Regions from separate parts of the Homo sapiens genome. Here all the other regions are linked to region 1. A link is a loop called in an ENCODE intact Hi-C map of the cell type or tissue named here. Cell type or tissue: endothelial cell of umbilical vein. All regions are shown on one strand. Each heading gives the region's core, and the rest is flanking DNA. Links, peaks and the distances in the headings are about the cores only. Region 1 overlaps COL28A1 (collagen type XXVIII alpha 1 chain). Region 2 overlaps ICA1 (islet cell autoantigen 1). Region 3 overlaps ICA1-AS1 (ICA1 antisense RNA 1).

Region 1 (8,552 bases), core at 1,880-6,879:
ACTGTATATATGTGTGTGTGGTAGTAGAGCCATATGGATCCTGATATGTTTTTCATTTAAGCTTTGTGTAGTCGCCTTAAAATTGTGGCCTTAAGGCATTAACTTACAAAACAAATGTGTTTTGAAATGAGGAAACCATTAAGGTTGACGATGAATTTATGGTGGGTTTTGGTGCTGTTTAGTTAAGGTCACATGTGTTTAGCATATGACACAGACATTAAACTCAAAGCTTCTGTGTTTCAAAACATATAAAAAGCAGTTGCTGACATCTAGCACCCTTGTGGTTCTCCGTGGCTCTTTTCCAAGTGGAAAAATTCCCTGCAACATCAGTGGTTATTGTCCTTCTGGATACAATTACCTTGAATTTAATTCAAATTCGGCAAGACCTTCTGAGATATTTCTAAAATTCTTGTAAAAACTACAACTTTGAAGGAGAGAGGAGATATAGATTTTAAACTCACCTTTGAAACATGCTGGGAAGAGGAACTGATAATTTGGTTTCTTGCTAAGTGGGAAGTGCTCATCCAGTGTCCTCACTCCTGGATCCAATCTCCTGGCTCGTTGATGGGGAAGCCAAGCTCCAAGCCCCACTCATCACAGCCTGCTTTTCTTCTCTGGAGCCTTAGATATTAAGGGCACTTCTTGTGGTTTGAGGGCAAACATGCCATACGTCTCATTTCTCTTCGAGGAGCTGCAGATAACTCTGTTCCTGTGTTTTCACCCCCAAAGCTTTGTAAGGTACATGTAGCATAAGGTCTGATTTCCTGATGTCTCTGATATAAGAGTTTATTTCTGGCCTCATAGAAAAGGAATATAAGACGTGGCTCTCCTGAGTTCACTAAGGGCAGGTACAGCCTACCGTGCCCGTCTCTTAGCTTTTTTCAGGCCCTCTCAGGGAGCTGGATCATCACAGAAAAAGCTATGACCCGCTCCAAAGCCTTGGAGTGGTTGAACTTAGCCTAATCTTTGCACAGAGGAGATCTAACCTGGATTTGGGGTTAGGACCTCTTAACCATCAAGTTGTTGGCATAAGTCTGTTGGCAGAAAAGACTTGTTGGATTGTTGTTGTTATTACAGGTATAATTACTATTATCATTGTCATGATTATGTATTACCTAAATATTTCCAGAATATTATGACATTTTTAACAGTCCCCCTGTTTTATAGATGAAGAAATGAAGAACCAGAAGGTTGAGCAACTTGTCTCTTTACAATAGAAACATTTTTGATACTACATTTGTTTTGTATATGAGAGGGGCTATGGATATGGATGAATGAATGAAAAACTAAATGGATGAATAAATCAGAGCAGAAAGCATGACTTACCCTGATCCACAGATGCTCAATCTCCTATGCTGTCCGTCTTCTATCTAGGCACTCTTTTGTGTGTGCAGTTGGATTGTTTCCCCTTTCAGCCTAGCTTTTCTATTGTCAAAACTTAAATTATATAAACATTAAAGAGAAGCATAAACCCCAAACCCAAAAGAGTTAAATATTTTTCAGTAACTTTAAATGTTTGAGTATTGTAAATACATGCTTTATTTGACAAAAGTGACCCATAGCCATAAAATGCAAGTCTATGTGGAATTCCACTGAGTATCATTATTCTAAAAATGTTCCCAGCATCTGAATTGCCCCTCTGTTCTCTGCAATGGCTCACATATGTACACTCCACCAACAGGCATTGGTGGAACAGAGGACCGATTCACACAGAGATGCATTAGGAATGTGTGAATTCCATTGGCAGACATAGACTGGACAAGGAACTCCATTTTTGAACAGTGCCCAACAAGGAGGGCTGGCCTAGGATACAGACTTAATGAAGTTAAGGGCATGTAATTCCAAAGTGGACTTGAAGAAAGCCACCTCCCTATAATATGACTGCAAAATTGCTTCAGCCTGGACAATCAGCCCAAAACAGAACTAATTAAAGCCAGAGCCATACAAAGTTTAGACCCTAGGCAGTTTGACCCAGAGGTTTCAGAAAGGGTCATATCCAAGACCAGGAAAAGGTGACTATTCAAGGTTACTCCCCAATGCAGTTATATGCCTGATCTCTAAAATCTGAGCTGCACTCTAGTAGTCCACCTCATGACTTTGAATATTGCTTTCATCTCTCCTTGCTGTTTTCCTAGCTTTGTATTTCTCTTCTTATGAGTATGTACGTACTTTTCCTTCAGCCCTGGAGACACATGGTAAATCCCCTTAACATTCATTGCCCACATCACCATAAACATATTGTTATTTTTGATCATGCAGACTTGGAGGAACTTTCTCCCAGTGGAAAATTATATTCAGTTTTAGTACAAGACAGCCTGCTCTTCTCACTGTCGTAAGGGGCAGTATCAATATTTATGTTTTCAAGGTTTCTAACCAAGCTAAATAAGAAAGACTCTTGCTCTCCAGTGAAGTTCTTGGCAAAAGGCCATCATTTGCTCATCTTTGATGAGATGATTTTGAGAAAAGGAAAAAATAAGAAGTTTTAAAATTGTCAGGGACTATGAGATACAGCTGTTTTGGGGTGAATATTAAAGTTTTAGGAGATAAATTGATTCAAGTAATTGAAAATACTTTAAATAATTTGAAATTTAAAGGTGAGAAAATACTTGAGAGGAAATGTAGCAATTTGAGAAGTTTGTTTTCTAGCATTTGTATAATTATTTTCTCATCCCCATGATGATCATGCTGACAGTTGGTACTATCTTCCTATTCATATTAAAGGGTGTCATTGAGAAATGACTGAGTCATATGACAACGGTCATTCAATAATCAATACACATTGCCAATATGTGCATATACTTAGAAAAAAGCCTCTAAAACTTCCATTGACATTCTGGCTACCACGAGTGAGGTATTCTAGAGGTCCTAACACATGACATAGGTGGAATTATGTAATTCATTCCAGAGTTCTGCCTATGTTTGTGGTAGTTGGAGTAGTTATATCTTAATTTTATTTAAAAACCAGAAAGAAAGAAACATAAGGCAGCTGCTATCATCACTTTGACTTCTACCTTATTTTAAAACCCAGTCATTCCTCAGTTTCATCATTTAGCAGAATCTTTAGAGTACCATTCCTTGGAACATCCTTAAGAGGCTGATTCTTTCACAGTGAATTTAATTTGCTTTTATTGTCCCCAAAGTAGAAAAAGCATGAAATCACTTTTGGAACAAGTATATCTTGCTTCCACCTTCTTCTCAAAGAGTGGCAGCAACTTAGCTGGCACAAAGGGAGAGAGTATGATTAAAGCCTCATTAGTGTGTGGGGGAGTAAGGGGGAGGAAAATAATCTAATGGGCTGATTATTTCCTCAAATATTATATTGATATTTTTAGAAAACTCATAAGGTATAATGGGTTGTTTCCTTGTCACTGCTCCACCTTGAAACCTTGCCACTTATTAGCTGTGTGACCTCAGCAAGTCGTTTAGTCTCCCTGAGGCTTAGCATTCTTATCTGTGATTTGGGATAATAATGCCTACTTCACAGGTTTATTATGATAAATTAATAGACTAATGTATGTAAAACATCTTTATGAATCCTAACAAATTCAAATATAATTAGTGGTAGTAGCCATTTTATGCATCACGCTGCCAAATCACACACATTGTAGGATGGATAAGAAGAGAGATTAAGAACTGGTATAGGTAGGAGATCTGGAATGAAGTCAATTAACACATTGGAGTAAACCGCAAAACCAAGGATTAGCAACGGAGGGAAAATGGGACGGGAAGACTTAGAGGGCTGGATTCTTGTGCAGGTCGTGTGGGACCTGTGTAATACAGGATGAATCTTATAATCCAGGATGTTCTTCTCCTTGAGAGGGTGTGACTGGCGATGTAGGGAAAGGACTTTTACAGTTTCACAGCCAAACAGCCGAGGTCTTTGCATTAAATGACAGCTGGAAGAAAGTCTATGGAAAAGTTAGCGTCTTGCATCTAGTCCCAGTCCACATCAAAATGGGAGATGGGTTCTGGAGTCATACCTGGGTTTGAATTGCTTCAGACTGCCTGGTTTTTGGCAAGTCATGTATCCTGCTGTAGCTCAGTTTCCTTATCTGTAAAATGGAATAAGTTGATGTTGATAAGATCAGGTAAGATAATGAATGAAAACTTCCTGCTGCATAATAAACTTAATAAGTATTATTTTTATTTATTATTTATTATAATAGTTTTAATATTAACCAAAGTGAAGATTTACTAATGAGAAAATGAATGAATGTGTTTGCTCTCCTCTTTCTTCTTTCATTTAAAAAGGGAAAGCTTCAATGTGTGAGTTTTAGAACCATCATAAGATGATGTGTATTTTTAAAGGAGTTAAAATTATCCACTCTGCAAGGTTATGGTCTAGGTGGTCTTCACTGAATCATTTGTTAAGTTCATATGCACAAATACTGCAGACAGTCCTGAATTTGGCCGTTTCCTGTGAAAATGAAAGTAGTATCTCCCATCTAGAATCCCTTTGGCGGGCCAAGAGGAAGTGGTATGCCATCTAAACAGTCCGTTATTCTTCTTTTGAGAGAGTGGGTGCAGGGGTTAGGGGTAAGGCTAAGACTGTCATCTTAGGAAAGTGATAGATGTTGTTACCAATGGCGACTCTAGAATTTGCTCGCACGTCTGTTCATTATCTCCTAATACAAGGGCTCCCTCTGCAGGCTCCAACAACCCTCAGCTGTTGCGTGGGAAGCTATGTCCAGCTATGCGACAACCTGTTGTAATTCCTTTATTTGTGAATATTGCTGTATCCACTGACAATAAACTGTGTATCTGAAAATATCACAGGTCAACGCACTTCTTAGGTACCTACGGTGCTGCCTTATGACAAAACCAGTGCCGTCAAATGGCCAAGCAAGACCTGTCCGCAATTCTCTTGCTCACATTTACCAGGTGTGGTGGCCTAACATGGACACACGGCCCATGGAACCACAAAAGATCATTTTCAAAGACCCCACCATAGTGGAGAGACACTACTTCTGTGGATTCTCAGATCATTAAATGCCTAATGTTCCCATCTATCAAAGTATGGTACATATACACTGAGGAACAACTCTCATGCCGTGTTACAGACCAATTCTAATATCTGCAGAACGTTAAGACTTGATTTAAAGTCTATTAGATTCACAAAAGCATTGCTATAAGTCATTATTTTCCCGTAGTTTGAAAGATACAAAAGATTATTTAGATATGTGAAACATAGCTATATGTCAACAATTATATGGATAAGGATGGACAGTTTGTTTTAGGTGAACACTGAAGGACCACAGATGACATGGAACACATCTTAAATTCATTGGCTGAGGCTGCGGGACAGAGAGAACAGTAAGGTATCTACAGGGTCAGCTGTCCTACTGCAGTTGGCCTTCAGATACTCCCAAAGGTTGAGGGTTAGGGGGACGTGAATAAGGGAGACTGTGAAGGAGAGAATGAATAGCAACACTGAGCATTGACAAGGCTGGCCTGAGGTAAACTATGGACCTATTTTAACTGCTTTTCCCGCTTGCTTTCCCATGTGTGGGTATTAGTGTAATTAATACTAGTTGAGGGGAGGTTTTAGCTAACATTCTCACACAAAAAAAATCATGAATTAAATACTACAGTGTCAAATTTTTTCTTAAAACATACTACTTTGTTAAAAAAAAATCTTGCCTTCTCTCCGTATCCCTATGTTAAAAAAAAAATTATGTAACATTTGGTACATCCCAAGAATACACACGACAGATGTAAATTCTAATGATGTTGAATCTACCTGTGTGCTCCTCCCCTTTGCCCAGTTTTAATATCTTTAAAATCATGAATTATTATTAAGGGGGTCTATTACAGCAACACTATCTCAGGTTCACTGGAGAGACTTTTGCTGGATATTGTTTATGGATTTTTAAAAATTGTATTAAAACAATTATGAAAATTAAGCATGCACAAAAGTGGAAAGACTAGTGAAATGAACTCTCATTTACATATCACACTTCCTTAACAATTATCAACACATAGTTGATCTTGTTTTAGCTATATTCTTCACTCCTCCCCTCACCACATTATCCTGAAGCAATCCTCAGACATCATCCATATAAAGCTTTAGCATTTGTCATTCAAATGTAAGAACTCTTTTTAAAAACTTGACTACAATACTATTATCAAACCTAAAACAAATGAACAATTCCTTAATATAGCAAATATCCAGCATTCACATTTCCAAGCTTGTCTTACCCATTTGCTGCAATTGGTTTGTTTGGATTGGGATCCAAATCATGCCCACACATTGCATTTGATTGAAATAGCTCTTAAATCTCTCTTAATCAAAGTAGACTCCTCCCTTGTTTTTAGCTCGCAGTTAGTGTATGTGTTATTTGTACTTGCGGATTTGCTGATGATATCCTCATGGTGTTGTGTAACGTGTTTCTCCCTCTTCCGTCTATTACTGTAAGCTGGTAGTAATAGCCGGCAGGAACTTGGGGACACTCAAAGCTGGTAGGTCAAGAGACGTGTTTACATCCAGGTTCAGTTTTTTCTAGGCCAGAATATTGATAGGTAGGGTGGTGTATTCTCTAATGTATCACAGCAGGAGGCACATGGTGTCTGGCTATATCCTTCCTTTTTTTTTTTCTTTTTTGGAGACAGAGTCTCACTCTGTCACCCAGGCTGGCGTGCAATGGCGTGGTTTTGGTTCACTGCAACCTCTGCCTCCCGGGTTCAAGTGATTCTCCCGCCTCAGCCTCCCCAGTAGCTGGGAGTACAGGTGCCTGCCGCCACGCCTAGCTAATTTTTGTATTTTTAGTAGAGACACTGTTTCATTACATTGGCCAGGCTGATCTCAAACTCCTGACCATGTGATCCACCCACCTCGGCCTGCCAGAGTGGTGGGATTACAGGTGTAAGCCACTGCGCCCAACCTGGCCATATCCTTCCTAACCTTTTCACCTCATCTTGGAAGGGCACAGGTGAACGGAAATGAATGAGAGGAAGCCACCAAATCTGGGGTGGGTTGGGGTGACTGAGCAAAGAGGAGTATTATTTTTGATGAAACTTTCGATGATTTTGGGTAAGATTTACTTAACTATGCTTGACTTGTTTTGTTGGAGAGTGTCAAAATGTTTGGAAGAGAAAAGACATGTCCTTTTAAGATGTAGCAAAGTGTATGAATCAGTCAGGTGTAGTTGGAGAACTTCAGGCAGTGAACTTACACACTCTCCCTTTGAAAGTACTTCATAGGTACTCAAGAAAGGAGTGCTAATGGAAATGTATGTACTACAGGGTTTTCATGTTCTCTACTTGGAGCCCTTGATGTTGGAGTGATCCTTTCAGCTGGCAGGAACTTGGGGACCCTCAAAGATGGGAGTCAGTAGGAGAGAGGTGTTAAAGAGATAATTAGCACCCGTAGCCTTAGAAGCAGCTAAGTACTAAGTGGAACAGATGGAGACAGTATAATAAAAGTGGTCTGTAAGCAAAATAGAAATACATAATTATGAAAGTAGATATTAAAAGAATTAAGTCAGTAATAAAGTACAGTTTTAAAGTGGCCCCCGTCCTTTTAAGGGCTTGGGTTATCTGGAAGTATTTTAGAGTTTATAAGTAGAAAGTAAATTAAAAGATGGACTGTTTTTCTGAATGAACAACTTCAACATTTCTTGTAATTTATGGTTTTTGCAGTGTTGGAAGCTGGAAGCTGTTTAGCTGGTAACAGGATATGGGCAAAACAGGACCTAAGGCTAAAGGTCTTGGGTGGTAGTTCAAAGCCTGACCCTGGTTCTTTTTTTTCTTTATTACTTTATTCAGGCATATTTTACACATTCTAGAATTCATCCTTTTTAAGTATAAAATTCAATGGTTCTTTAAGTAAATTTGCTACTAAGCTATACAGCCATCACCATAAATCAGTTTTAGGTCATTTTTATCCCCCCAGTAAAATCCCTCACGACCATTTATAGTTAATCCATGTTGCTGTCCCTGGCCCCTGGCAGTGACTAATCTACTTTTTGTTTCTATAGAGTTACCTTTTCTGGGTATTATTTATAAATGTAATCATATATCTGGCTTCTTTCATCAGTAATAATGTTTTTGAGGTTCATTCATGTTATGGCATTTATTCATAGTTTATTCCTTTTTATTGCTGAATTTACAGCACTTTGTCCATTCACCAGTTGATGGGCATTTAGGCTGTTTCTAGTTTTGGATGATTATGTATAATGCTGCTAAGGGCATTCATATGCAAGTCTCTAAGTGGACATACATTTTTATTTTCTTTGGGTGTATATGTAGGAGTGAAATGACTGTATCATTTGGCAAATTTATGTTGAACCTTAAACCACCAAACTGTTTTCCAAAGTGGCTGCACCAGCAATTATGAGGGTTCCTGTTTTTCTACATCCTTCTAGCCCTGCACCTTAATAGCTGTGCAGACTTGGGCAAACCTTAGCTTCCACTTTAATAAAATAGGTGAGTGGAGCTGACATATACCAAGTGCCTATTCTGTGGTAAAAATCATGATAGAAACACTTACAAGCTTTGTCTCACTTAATTCTGAGCCCTTTGAAATGTAGATATTATTTTCTACATATGTGATG
Region 2 (5,000 bases), core at 1-5,000, 790 kb before region 1:
AAACCTTCACACCAGTGTTTGTTTTACAGACTTATTTGGTAGTCATTGCAACAGCCATATATTCTATTTGATGAAAGGTGAGTATTAAATTAAACCAACAGGGATAACAAGCTTACTTTATGGCACAACAATGTCTTTGAAAATAATCTGCAACATCTAGGTAGGACAGTGTGAGCAGGTTATTCTTATACAAGTACTCAATATTTAAAAACAATACTTTACAGAGAAGAAGAAAACTAGGGGAAATAGTAAAAGGAAATTTTTTCTTAAATAGTTCATTGCACCATTTGTAATCTTACCGTGCTACACGCACGTAAGGCATTGCAGACGTTGATGGAATTTCCAAAAGCTGACTTCAGTTCACTGACACCATTGTTCCCTTTAGCTAAATAAGTTTGCATTTAAATTGAAATTTAAATATTCATTTTTTGGCACCTGTGCCCTGAAACTTCATGAAGAAGAGTATATTTTAAGAGTATAATTCATCTGACATTGCTCATTTTTGGGTAGGGAGATGGAAGAAGCAGTGTTTTTCCCCAAGATAAGTATTTTATCCAAAGTTTAATATGCCTTAAATGTTTTTTGGCTGGGTAAAGGGCATATGTTATAGCCAACATTATAATAATTTTACACCTACTTCATCACTTTCATTTCTGGTATAGTATCCTCAAGGTTTTTTTAACAAGGATTAAATCATGTAACCTATCTGAAAGTGCTAACACACGACAGCCTCTCAGTAAATGTGCTGGTCCCCCTTCCTATACCATTTCAAAATGCTTCTGCTCATATTTCATTCCTCTGTGACTATTGGAGTGAGCAGCAGATGCCTTGGCCTTTGGAGAGTGATCTAAAATGGCCTAGTCGGAGAGATGCTAATCACATACGCTCCATTCCTCCTCAAAGGGCCAAATGTAGAAATGGGCAGTGGTCATGCCTTGGCCATCCTCCATGAACACGGGATTGGCCCCAGCTTCAAATGAGCACTCAGCCCAGGCTCAAGACCACCCCCAACAACGCGGATGGAGGTGCTTGCCAGTGGTCCAGTTAGTAGCAGTAAACTAAGGGATGGGTACATGGATAATCTTCTCTGGCTGACTAATCAGTTGGAACTACATGCATTTCGATTATTATTCAGCAAATATTGATGGAGCATCTTCTACATTCCAGGTACTGTTCTAGACTCACGAGTCTAAGATTGGCAGAATGTCAAGGATTTAAATTGCTCACTGGCTTAGTTTTGAGAGTGTGGCTTTGTCCTCTTGTCTAGGTTGGCCTTACGAAATCCTTTGTGTCGATTTCACCAAGAAGTGGAGACTTTTCGGCATCGGGCCATCTCAGATACTTGGCTGACGGTGAACCGCATGGAACAGTGCAGGACGGAATATAGAGGAGCACTATTATGGATGAAGGACGTGTCTCAGGAGCTTGATCCAGACCTCTACAAGCAAATGGAGAAGTTCAGGAAGGTAGGAGGTTTTATGAGGGTTAGCAGAAGGGGTACCTGCTGGAAGGTAATGAGGTGTGATTTGAATCCCTCTGGTGAAGAAGACATAACTCAAAAGCACCAAGGATGCAATTAATCATCGCTGGTGTCTTTTTATGTGACAGAATACCAATTAATGTGATACATAATTCTCTAAAGGATAAGATAGAAGAGACAGCTGGAAATTGCTGGGATTTCATAACTGCTTTTAATTGAAGTCAGATTTTCTTATAATGTGCACTTTTTGTAAGATTGTCACATTTAAATGCCTTTTCATGCATAACTAAAAATCAAGATTAGATCAAATGAATCTGGGAGGTTAGAACAGACTACTGGGGAAATCTTTTAAAATCGCTAATGCATATTAAAATTAATAGAATAATAATGCTCCTTTGTTTTGCGATATGTTCAGAAGCAGTGGGGTTTAGTTGCAGGGTTAACTCATGCAGCATTCCTCAGAAATTTTTCTGAGGAAAATATGTGGCTGAAGAGATGGCTATGCTCTTAAAGATTTGGATATGCACTGAAAGATTTGGTGAGCAGTAAAGAACAATCTTGTTGGTTTTTTAATTGTGTCAATTTAGCAGTTTGATTTTGTCATACAAGAATACATCACACCACTAGGTGGCAGTCTTACACTGAATATTTATGAAAATGCAGCGAGATTTTTGTTGTGTACAATCTTGGTAGTTCTTTGTTTGGTCGCCTGGATATATTTCAGAGTGTGAAAGAAAAAAGAATCAGCCAAATGTTAGGCTTGACATAATATTGTGTCAACTGTCTTACTCACTTCAAATGATCCATTTGTAATTGTGATATTGCTTAAAATCCCTAGATTTCTTATTATGTACATTATTGCAGAGCTACAAATAGAACCATCACTTGCGTTGGAGGTTAGCTGTGTAGAGGTGGAGGGAAGGAGGGACCTTCTGGTCCTTAAGAATACGGTCACCAATTCTTGACCTAGATATAGATTGATTTCTTTAAAGTCAAGTTTTATCTTGGTTTGTGATTTAGAACCCTTCCCTCTGAAGAGAAAGCAGGGTCCATTTTATTTCTGATCGCAGATGTTCTTCATGTGTCAGCAACATCTGACTTCTTCAAAAGGTAGGCTTCTGAATCATAGAAAATCAGGACTAAAAAGGCTGCTCATGATCCTCTGGTGAAACTCGCTCATCTTATAGAAGAGAAAAATCAAAGCCCCAAAATTGTAAATAACATTTTTAAAGGATTGCTAGCTAGATGCTGGTGAGCCCAGGCTACTTTTGAAGTTTTCTAACTTTCTAATCAGGCCAATAATTTGGTTTGTCTTTAGCACTTTATTTGAGGGTTGAGGAGAATGAAGAGGGTGAAAAAAATTGCCTGCAGGGCAGAGTGCTTATCATTTGTATCTGTTGCCTCCTTTACTCCTCACAATAACCAAGACACCGATTTTATTTTATAAGCGAGGAAAATGATACCCATGTTAGGAAATTAGCCCAAGATCAGAGAGGTAAATGAGAGTCAGAATCATTCAAAATACACATAATTTTCTTCTCTAAGAGAGAATACCTAAAATTGAAAAAGGCCTTTCATACTAATTCCTCTCTTGTGATTTATTCACTCAATTAATATTTATTGAACACCTCCTATGTGCCAGGTAATAAAGATAAATATATGATTATTCTGGAAGGCAGAAGAATTTTATGTGGAATTTTTTTTTTGGTTTTGTTTTGTGGGGGTGGTTACTAACTGTAAGGACGAAATAAAAACCAAGCCCGTTCGTCATTTGGTTTGAGTGTTGAAACATTACCCATTCCTTGGTGTCATCAGTCTGTTGATTTTGGAAAACATGTTTTTTTAAAAAAAAATCCTTTGCCATGCAGAAGTTGCTGAAGCCTTACTCCCCAATCCCATGTGTGCTGGATTCAATTTAACAGCTAAACATGGTGTACTTAGAATCTTTTTTTAAATAAGCCTGTCTTCAAGTGTATATTTGATTAGACCAGACTCTCCACAAGGACAGAAACCATGTTGGGGATCTTCACAGCCATCACCCCAGGGCCAGTCCAGCACTTGACCCCAAATGAGCACATACATAACAGATGACAAGATTCCAGGCACTGATTTGGAAGTGCCACACCCATGTTTTCTCAAACCTGTAGGGCATTCCCGCCATTTGCAGCTGACCTCATGATGTTTTGGAAATTGACTTATGTGGTTTTGCAGGTAAGAAGTTGCGTTATTAATGTGAGGCTTGCTGCCCTCTTTAGAATGAATTTAAATTGTGGAGTTTTCCCTTCACTTGGAGTTTACAACATGACATTTAACTTTGAGCAAGCTTTAGTGTTTTGTCCCAGTAGGATTCCATTTTAAACAGAGTCTCCATTTCTCTCCCAGGGATGTGTTACCTAAACGTGTTTCTGAGTCATCTAGGAGAGCTATCCAGCTGCAAGTGGCTCCTCAGGAGTGACTGTGGGAGGGGGAGTTTCAGTCTCCTCGGGGCCGGCTGCCACCTTCACGTCTTAAAGGATGAATCCTGAGCTAAAGTAGTATTTTGCTATAAATTCTCTTTTTTGAGTTCACACTTTCTGGTGGAGACAAAATTCTAATTCATACCTCATGGATGTGATCTCCCTATTTGGATTCCTTAGTATCCACTCATTCATTTATTTGTCCATTCAACAAATGATATTGAAGCTGGGCCCTGTTCAGGCAGCATCCAGGGGAATACAGCAGTAAGGAGGCAGATTGATCATTGCCATCTTGTCTTGTGCAGTCATCTGTGGATAGAGCAAGTAAACATAGTACAGCATGGTGAACAGTAGTGTCTGTGGTGGCGCATGGTGAACAGTAGTGTCTATGGTGGCACGTGGTGCTGCAGGAGCTCCTGGAAGGGGCTTCCTGGAGGAGGTGGCACTAAACAAAATGTGAAGGATGGGTAGGAAAGAGCTGGGTAGAAGGAGTAGAAGCAACAGAGCAGCATTCCTGGCTGAGAAAGCAATTTACGAAAGGCCTTTTAGGGGAAAGGAGCAGCGTGCTTAGAACCAGAGCACAGAAGGTGAGGTGAGTGTGGAGATGGGGGTGCCCTGACCATGGGGTTAGAAAGGGAGACAGGACTGGAATAGAAAAGACACCGCTCTAAGGGGACGGAGTAGTGGGAGGGTGTAGGGAAGGCAGGAGGCATGATCAGGTTTGTGTTCTTTGTAAGGTGGAGAAGGGATTGCGAGGGCCTAAGCTTGGAGGCTGGGAGAACTACTGGGAGGCTTTTACACAAACCCGGATGAGACATAAGGTAACCATGAAATGAAGGGGGAGGTAGACCAGAGAGAAATGGGCTGTTCTGACCTCTACCAGATTCCGTGGTAGCACCACTTTAATTGCTGAGCTCTTCATTGTCTTTAGAAATAAGTAGAATAAGCATAAATAAATCGCAAGTTCAAGTGTATTTTCACTTCCAACCAAGGCTTTTTTCATAGTGTCTTCAGATTGCCAAGAAACCTTTTAAATAGCACACAGTGAGCATGACTGAAATGAT
Region 3 (8,552 bases), core at 2,010-7,009, 870 kb before region 1:
TTGATGCAAAAATCCTCAATAAATTACTGGCAAACCGAATCCAGCAGCACATCAAAAAGCTTATCCACCATGATCAAGTGGGCTTCATCCCTGGGATGCAAGGCTGGTTCAATATACGCAAATCAATAAATGTAATCCAGCATATAAACAGAGCCAAAGACAAAAACTACATGATTATCTCAATAGAGGCAGAGAAGGCCTTTGACAAAATTCAACAACCTTTCATGCTAAAAACTCTCAATAAATTAGGTATTGATGGGACATATTTCAAAATAATAAGAGCTATCTATGACAAACCCACAGCCAATATCATACTGAATGGGCAAAAACTGGAAGCATTCCCTTTGAAAACTGGCACAAGACAGGGATGCCCTCTCGCACCACTCCTATTCAACATAGTGTTGGAAGTTCTGGCCAGGGCAATTAGGCAGGAGAAGGAAATAAAGGGTATTCAATTAGGAAAAGAGGAAGTCAAATTGTCCCTGTTTGCAGATGACATGATTGTATATCTAGAAAACCCCACTGTCTCAGCCCAAAATCTCCTTAAGCTGATAAGCAACTTCAGCAAAGTCTCAGGATACAAAATCAATGTGCAAAAATCACAAGCATTCCTACACACCAACAACAGACAAACAGAGAGCCAAATCATGAGTGAACTCCCATTCACAATTGCTTCAAAGAGAAAAAAATACCTACGAATCCAACTTACAAGGGATGTGAAGGACCTCTTCAAGGAGAACTACAAACCGCTGCTCAAGGAAATAAAAGAGGATACAAACAAATGGAAGAACATTCCATGCTCATGGGTAGGAAGAATCAATATCGTGAAAATGGCCATACTGCCCAAGGTAATTTACAGATTCAATGCCATCCCCATCAAGCTACCTATGCCTTTCTTCACAGAATTGGAAAAAACTACTTTAAAGTTTATATGGAACCAAAAAAGAGCCCGCATCACCAAGTCAATCCTAAGCCAAAAGAACAAAGCTGGAGGCATCACACTACCCGACTTCAAACTATACTACAAGGCTACAGTAACCAAAACAGCATGGTACTGGTACCAAAACAGAGATATAGATCAATGGAACAGAACAGAGCCCTCAGAAGTAACGCCGCATATCTACAACTATCTGATCTTTGACAAACCTGAGAAAAACAAGCAATGGGGAAAGGATTCCCTATTTAATAAATGGTGCTGGGAAAACTGGCTAGCCATATGTAGAAAGCTGAAACTGGATCCCTTCCTTACACCTTATACAAAAATCAATTCAAGATGGATTAAAGACTTAAATGTTAGACCTAAAACCATAAAAACCCTAGAAGAAAACCTAGGCATTACCATTCAGGACATAGGCATGGGCAAGGACTTCATGTCTAAAACACCAAAAGCAATGGCAACCAAAGCCAAAATTGACAAATGGGATCTAATTAAACTAAAGAGCTTCTGCACAGCAAAAGAAACTACCATCAGAGTGAACAGGCAACCTACAAAATGGGAGAAAATTTTCGCAACCTACTCATCTGACAAAGGGCTAATATCCAGAATCTACAGTGAACCCAAATTTACAAGAAAAAAACAAACAACCCCATCAAAAAGTGGGCAAAGGACATGAACAGACACTTCTCAAAAGAAGACATTTATGCAGCCAAAAAACACATGAAAAAATGCTCACCATCACTGGCCATCAGAAAAATGCAAATCAAAACCACAATGAGATACCATCTCATACCAGTTAGAATGGCAATCATTAAAAAGTCAGGAAACAACAGGTGCTGGAGAGGATGTGGAGAAATATGAACAACTTTTACACTGTTGGTGGGACTGTAAACTAGTTCAACCATTGTGGAAGTCAGTGTGGCGATTCCTCATGGATCTAGAACTAGAAATACCTTTTGACCCAGCCATCCCATTACTGGGTATATACCCAAAGGACTATAAATCATGCTGCTATAAAGACACATGCACATGTATGTTTACTGCGGCATTATTCACAATAGCAAAGACTTGGAACCAACCCAAATGTCCAACAATGATAGACTGGATTAAGAAAATGTGGCACATATATACCATGGAATACTATGCAGCCATAAAAAATGATGAGTTCATGTCCTTTGTAGGGACATGGATGAAATTGGAAACCATCATTCTCAGTAAACTATCGCAAGAACAAAAAACCAAACACCGCATATTCTCACTCATAGGTGGGAATTGAACAATGAGATCACATGGACACAGGAAGGGGAACATCACACTCTGGGGACTGTTGTGGGGTTGGGGGAGGGGGGAGGGATAGCATTGGGAGATATACCTAATGCTAGATGACGAGTTAGTGGGTGCAGCGCACCAGCATGGCACATGTATACATATGTAACTAACCTGCACAATGTGCACATGTACCCTAAAACTTAAAGTATAATAATAAAAATAAATAAATAAATAAAATAAAAAAAAAGGAAAAAAAAATTAAGAAAATTTATCTTCACTGACTCAATGTACAAATAAATAAATGATAGCAAGGCCAACTGCAGCTCTAAATAGTAGAGAATATAAATGATTCAAGCATAAAATGGTCAGAGTTCCCTGAATAAATATTTTCCTACAGTCATGTATAAATAATTCTGATTTCTGTCTGAACCACCTGTCTGCGTTCCTAGGGAAACTAAAGTGAATACATGCCTGTCTGTGACTCTACTCCCTGTATCAAAAGCCAAAGTGGACACAGCTACAGAGGGGAGAGAGGTTGTCTCCACATTCTGTTGTTGGATCACTCTCTTATTCACAATCGTCCCAGAAGCCATAGACAATAAAGGAAGGAGGAGCTGATGCAAAGGAATTGGATAGGGAGGTTCTCACCCTTCCATGTGTGCGGATAGTTTGGGTGTGTTGTAAAGACTCCAGACCACGCTCCAGACCATCTAAAGTTCCGGCTTCCATTTCTAACTGCCCTTACTAGAGCCTTAGGAAAAGCATTTAAATGCACTGCGACTTGGGTTGCTTCTCTTACATAGTAAGGAAAGAACCAGGAACAGACAAGATAATAATGATGATAATTTTTTTTTTTTTTTGAGACGGAGTCTCACTCTTTCGCCCAGTCTGGAGTGAGTGGCACAATCTCTACTCATTGCAACCTCTGCCTCCCAGGTTCAAGCAATTCTCTTGGCTCAGCCTGCTAAGTAGCTGAGATTACAGGTGTGTGCCACCACGCCCGGCTAATTTTTGTATTTTTATTTATTTATTTATTTACTTTTAACAGAGATGGGGTTTCACCATGTTGGCCAGGCTGGTCTCAAACTCCTGACCTCAGGTGGCTGCCTGCCTCGGCCTCCCAAAGTGCTGGGATTGCAGGCGTGAGCCACCACACCCGGCCAATGATGATACTTTTAAATAGTATTGAAAAAAAGAGAATTAAAGCACCATGGTGGAGACCGAGACTGGGAATGGTGAGAATTCTGAGTTAACCATTTTGGAGAAGGATTAAACTGGAGGTGCCGGTCACTCTGCACTAAAGGAAATATTAAGATTCTACACATCACAAATTGAGAATTTAAATGTGAGAGGGAAATAGTATGCATTTCATAAAAGTACACTTGCTTATGTATTCATTTATGTATAAAAAATTAGAGTTGTGGGAGACAAGAGAACTAGGATTCAGAAAGCAGGGGTAAGGACCTCACCACCATCAAAGGGAAACCAAGAAATTATGACAAACAAAATGAAGATTGAGATTTACCCTGCCTCTGTCTATATTTACAAAAAGGGAGCTCAAATCCCAGCTGATGTGTTGTCAGTTCCCTGGGTTCGAAGCCAGAGAACTCAGTAGTTCAGGGGTGTGCTTTTATTTCTGGATCTGTCCTGTCTAGCACAGAGGTTGACGCAAGAGTAGGAGTTAAATGAGAGGATAAACAAATTAATTTATTTATTTTTAAATTTACACCTCCACTAATCCAATCAATTGCATGGAAGTACATCTGCTTCAGAGAAGTAGCGACAGAGCCAAAGGAATTTGGAGCTCTGTTTATAATACTGCATTTACAAGAAAAGAGTTATCAAAGTGTCATTCTCTGAAAAACATGTTGCTCATTCACCTACTTAATAAAAAATAAAAATCTAAAAACTCATGATATAAATAATAAAGTAGAGAAACCAAATCTGAACAGTTAGGTTTCCAACTGGCCACTGGTATATTTTCAAATGGAAAAGGCAGCCATTTTAAAAACAAGACTTACCAAGCCTTTGGGAAAGCTTGAAGGTAGCTAAATCTGTCATTGGTATATGCAGCCACCAGATGTCACTATTGGCTTAAGCAAATATGCTCTAGCTCGCTGTCGGCTAATTCACACTATTTGTAATCTTAGAGACCTTGGAGGGCATCCTACCTAGACAGTTGATGAAATTGAAGCTCTAGTTACTTCATAGCTATTTGCAGAGACATCAGGACTCAATCTAGAATCTTCAGACTCCCTTTCTATTGCTTTCCCTTTTCCATCCATGTTTTTGTTTTTTGTTTTTTGGTGGTGGTGGTGGTGTTTTTTAACTAAATCAGCCCAATAATGCTCTTTAGGTTAGTAAATGACAACTAGGAAGACGAATTATATTAAAACAGTTGCCTGTATCACAGGACTTAGATGCGGGTAATTGTGTTTGCTCACCTTTTCCCTGTTTAAAATGCTGCACTCTTGGGTGTTGCCAGTTGGAACAGATCTTTTCATAAAGGCAAAGGAAGTAGTGACGAGCTTGCCAATCAAAGTCCAATTAAAATGTATTCCTTTTAGGTAGGTGACATTTAAACAGTAGTCCCTAGAAGGCAGTTCACGTTTCTGAAATTTACAAGTGACTTTTTCATTGAATGGGTATACCCAAGATTATTCCTTAGTTTCTCTTTTTTTAATAAGCATGAATAATAAATGTTAATATCCTTTGTTGCTAATCTTTTGGTTTCTCTCCGTAGACTATTAAGTAGTCTTCCATTTACACAAATCTATTTTCTCTCCAGAAAGACTCCCTCTGCATCCTCACCCTCACTAGAATATTCCAACAAGTGTTTCTTTTGCATTACCATCTCTTCCTTCTCATTCTCACAACTTTTACTACCTTCTCAGGGAGAAAGCATCTAATAGATTTCCATTTCCTAAAAATACTACATACTGTATCTTGGAAGTTCCTCCACTCCATAAAAACTCTCCGTATTGTTTTCCCCCACTACAAATACAAATCTCAAAACAAGAAACAGTACGTGGCAAGAGCAAGACCTGAAGAAAGACAAAGACCAAGAGAGAACACAAAGAAGTATGAGGAACAGAAATGCAAAAGAAGAAAACTTCAGCCCAGTGTGGTAGCTAACACCTGTAATCCCAGAACTTTAGGAGGCCAAGGTGGGAGGATCACTTGAGTGCAGGAGTTTGAGACTGCCCTGGGCAACAAAGTGAGACCCCACCCTTACTAAAAAATAGTTTTAAATTAGCCAGGCATGGTGGCACATGCCTGTAGTCCCACCTACTGAGGAGGCGGAGGCAGGAGGATCACTTGAGCCTGGCAGATAAAGGCTGCAGTTAGCTGTGATTGCACCACTGCATTCCAGCCTGGGCAACAGAGCAAGACCCTGTCCAAAAAAAGAAAAGAAGAAGAAGAAGACTTCACGTAGGAATATACTTCTGGCTCGTTCTTATTTAATCACATCATTCTAGTACTGCGTTTTTTACAGCCCCATAATTTTGTTTTTCTTTTATTTGGCAACAGAATTATGCTTATTGTTCAAACAAATGACAGAATTGTGTAAGCCAAGATGAACAAAAATACATGGTTGATTTATTTAAGTCTTAAGAATAACAGTTGAGATGAGTTTGAATAAAATTTGCAGCTAACAACAGGACATTAAGGATAACTTAAATATATTCAATGCAGTCATTTATTCCAGTTTCATGAACATTCAGTAGCTTTTTATGTCTAAGTTGCCATCAATGGACCTCTTAGACATTCAAAATACTAGCATTGTATCATTAACACTTTTCTGATCAATGGGTTGAGTAATATAGGACGTATGAAAATATGTATTGCATTCTCTTTCAAATGAGCTGCATGGTACCTCCATTAACATAACTATATTGATCTAATTTCATTATTTTCAGCAGAGTGCAATTTGGAAATATAAAATTGATAAACAGGAGCCACATGAGGAGCGGAGTTTAAACAAAAGGTCATAAATTATAAAGCCTCAATAAGGAAGATCCTAGATAATTGCCGTGATGTGAAAGTGTTAAGTATATGCATTTCTTTTTTCTTTTTTTTTAAGAAAACCTTACATTTTTGGGTTTGTTGGGTTTTTTTAAATTTACTTTTTTATTATTTTATTTTATTTTATTTTATTTATTTATTTATTTATTTATTTATTTTTGAGACAGAGTCTGTCTCTGTCACCCAGGCTAAAGTGTAGTGGTATGATGTTGGCTCACTGCAACCTCTGCCTTCCAGGTTCAAGCGATTATCTTCCCTCAGCCTTCTGAGTAGCTGGGATTACGTGGACCTGCTACCACGCCTGGCTAATTTTTGTATTTTTAGTAGAGACAGGGTTTCGCCATGTTGGCCAGGCTGGTCTTGAACTCCTGACCTCAAGTGATCTGTCCACCTCTCCCTTCCAAAGTGCTGGGATTACAGGCATGAGCCACCACACCTGGCCAAAAATCTTACAGCCACTGCGCCCGACCAAATTTCTTATATATTTTATCCATTTTATTTCAACCAGACTAAATCTATTGGTGGTAGATAATTTCATCTCCTTTTCAGAGAGGTAGTTTCAATTCACCTAATTATATAAGTTATTTATCACATGGACTGAAGGAGACTCAAATCACAGCCCTGGATCAAAATATTAGATCCTACCCTCAGAGATTCTGATTAAATTGGCCTGAATGTGGTGTGGACATCAGTTAATTAAAACCTTCCCAGGTGATTCTAATAGGCAAGATTGAGAATCACTGCACCAAACCTCACATCTTACACATACAGATGTTAACACATTATTACTTTATTATTTTCAGTGTTTTTTATAAATGGGTTTACTTCCAAGTTAGGTTTAACATGTGTTTAGAAATATCTGTCAAGTTACTGCAAAAGGTGATCACAAATTAAACATTCTTCAAGGTCAAATGAATAAAGAATAATTAGTACATGCACTTTCATTCATTGTCTCTGAATTAATCAGTAAATTCATTAGTTAACTTCCAAAAGCTGATTCTAAGGAACTTCCAAAGAATGTTATTGGTGTTGCCCCAAAATTGAACAGAAAATCCAATATCAAATAATTTGGGGATAAATACACATTTATACAGGATCTTTTAGAATCTATAACATGTTAATAGATTGCAGATCTCCAAGAGGGACAGAATTCCCTATGTGGCATGCAGTGAATATGTGTTGAATGATTGAAGGAACCTTGGGTCTAATATTTCATGCAAACACACTTTAGGAAATGCAATCCAACGATATTTCTTTTAAAGCAATAATAATTAAGACTTAGAACGGAAATGTTACCCAAAGATTTTACTCTGCAAGCCTGACATACCACTTGGTTTTTAGTATTCTTTTGAATATATCATGATATTGCCTTCAAATATTTGGACGTTTTCTACCAGAAGCACAGCAGAATGGTTAAGAGTAGAAACTTAAGATTTGTTAGGTTCACATCAGGCATTTTTTACTTAATCTTTCTGTGCTTCAATTTCTTCACCTGTAAAATGGGGAAATGGATCACACCTGTCTCATGGTATTGCTGTGCTTGCTAAACGTAGGTCATTGTTATTATTATTGTAACAGAATATTGAATGACATTGAAAAGTGAGATACAAAACTGTCATATAAAAACCATGAAAGGAAATTTCTGAGAACCCACCGCATAAATTCTGAACCATCTGACTCACTACAAGGATATGAAAGAGCTGAGAGACGAAAGGAGAAGGGATATTTGTGAAGATAGCACTTTGGGGAGAATAATTGCCTCGTTATTAGTTTCTACCATCTCACTCTATTGAGAGGGACTCCCATGGGTCCACTTTGAATTCCTAAGTGGGGCATCCCTGCATTTTGGGGACACTGGCCCTGCATTCTGCCTTCTGCCCAGGAAATCTAGAGGGCCAAGGATGGTAGAATAACTGCTTTGAGGACAGTTACTCCCACATGCATTTCCAGGGTTTTTCAGGTCAAAGAACCCTAGAGTGTTTCCTGTGGAGCAGAGGTGGGCAGCAAATGAGAGAGAGCTAACTTGAGTCTGGCCCAATGCAGGTCCTAGAGGGCAGCAGCAAGAAGCTGGGTGCAAGGCCAAATTCCTAGGATCCAAAGCAGGAGGAACAAGTGGCCACCTGGACTTGACGGGGTTCTGCAGCCAGCAACAAGGGGACTGCAGGAGAAGTCACCAATGAAGGGAATCACAAAGCCTCACAAAAGTGCCCTACAGGGGAAGGCATCAGATTTAAACCAAAAAGCTCAACATGGGCAAACAGAGAATAGCTAATGAGAGCCCTTTTAGGGACAAACAGCAGGGTAAGCAGGCCCAGGCTGG

The links. Peaks named below come from ENCODE experiments on the same cell type or tissue, not always from the same donor. Only the 100,000 strongest peaks of a DNase experiment are listed, where the experiment ranks them.
Region 2: it touches region 1 in a loop (12-fold over the local background); 49 of 110 quality-filtered maps call a loop at or near these places.
Region 3: a loop joins it to region 1, with 20 times the contacts of the local background. A loop is called at or near these places in 22 of 110 quality-filtered maps.

Annotation. Positions count from the first base shown.
Region 1 is chr7:7,420,679-7,429,230 of GRCh38, reverse strand. All of the region lies in intron 25 of COL28A1 (collagen type XXVIII alpha 1 chain), which reads left to right. Among named protein-coding and RNA genes, the nearest start is that of COL28A1, 110 kb to the left of the region's middle. In endothelial cell of umbilical vein, for the core only: a CTCF peak has its summit at 4,668 (motif pointing left); a DNase peak (open chromatin) is centred at 4,620; H3K4me3 peaks cover 357 bases; H3K27ac peaks cover 243 bases; H3K27me3 peaks cover 249 bases.
Region 2 is chr7:8,214,771-8,219,770 of GRCh38, reverse strand. It overlaps ICA1 (islet cell autoantigen 1), which reads left to right. Exons shown (of 14, transcript NM_001136020.3): 6 at 1,268-1,466. LOC124901587 (a long non-coding RNA gene) reads right to left here. Exons shown (of 3, transcript XR_007060207.1): 3 at 4,120-4,245. Among named protein-coding and RNA genes, the nearest start is that of ICA1, 45 kb to the left of the region's middle. RefSeq lists an enhancer at 3,633-4,832. In endothelial cell of umbilical vein, for the core only: a CTCF peak has its summit at 2,097 (motif pointing right); a DNase peak (open chromatin) is centred at 2,120.
Region 3 is chr7:8,291,992-8,300,543 of GRCh38, reverse strand. The region is part of intron 3 of ICA1-AS1 (ICA1 antisense RNA 1); the gene reads right to left. Among named protein-coding and RNA genes, the nearest start is that of ICA1-AS1, 34 kb to the right of the region's middle. In endothelial cell of umbilical vein, for the core only: a CTCF peak has its summit at 4,282 (motif pointing right); a DNase peak (open chromatin) is centred at 4,293; H3K27me3 peaks cover 264 bases.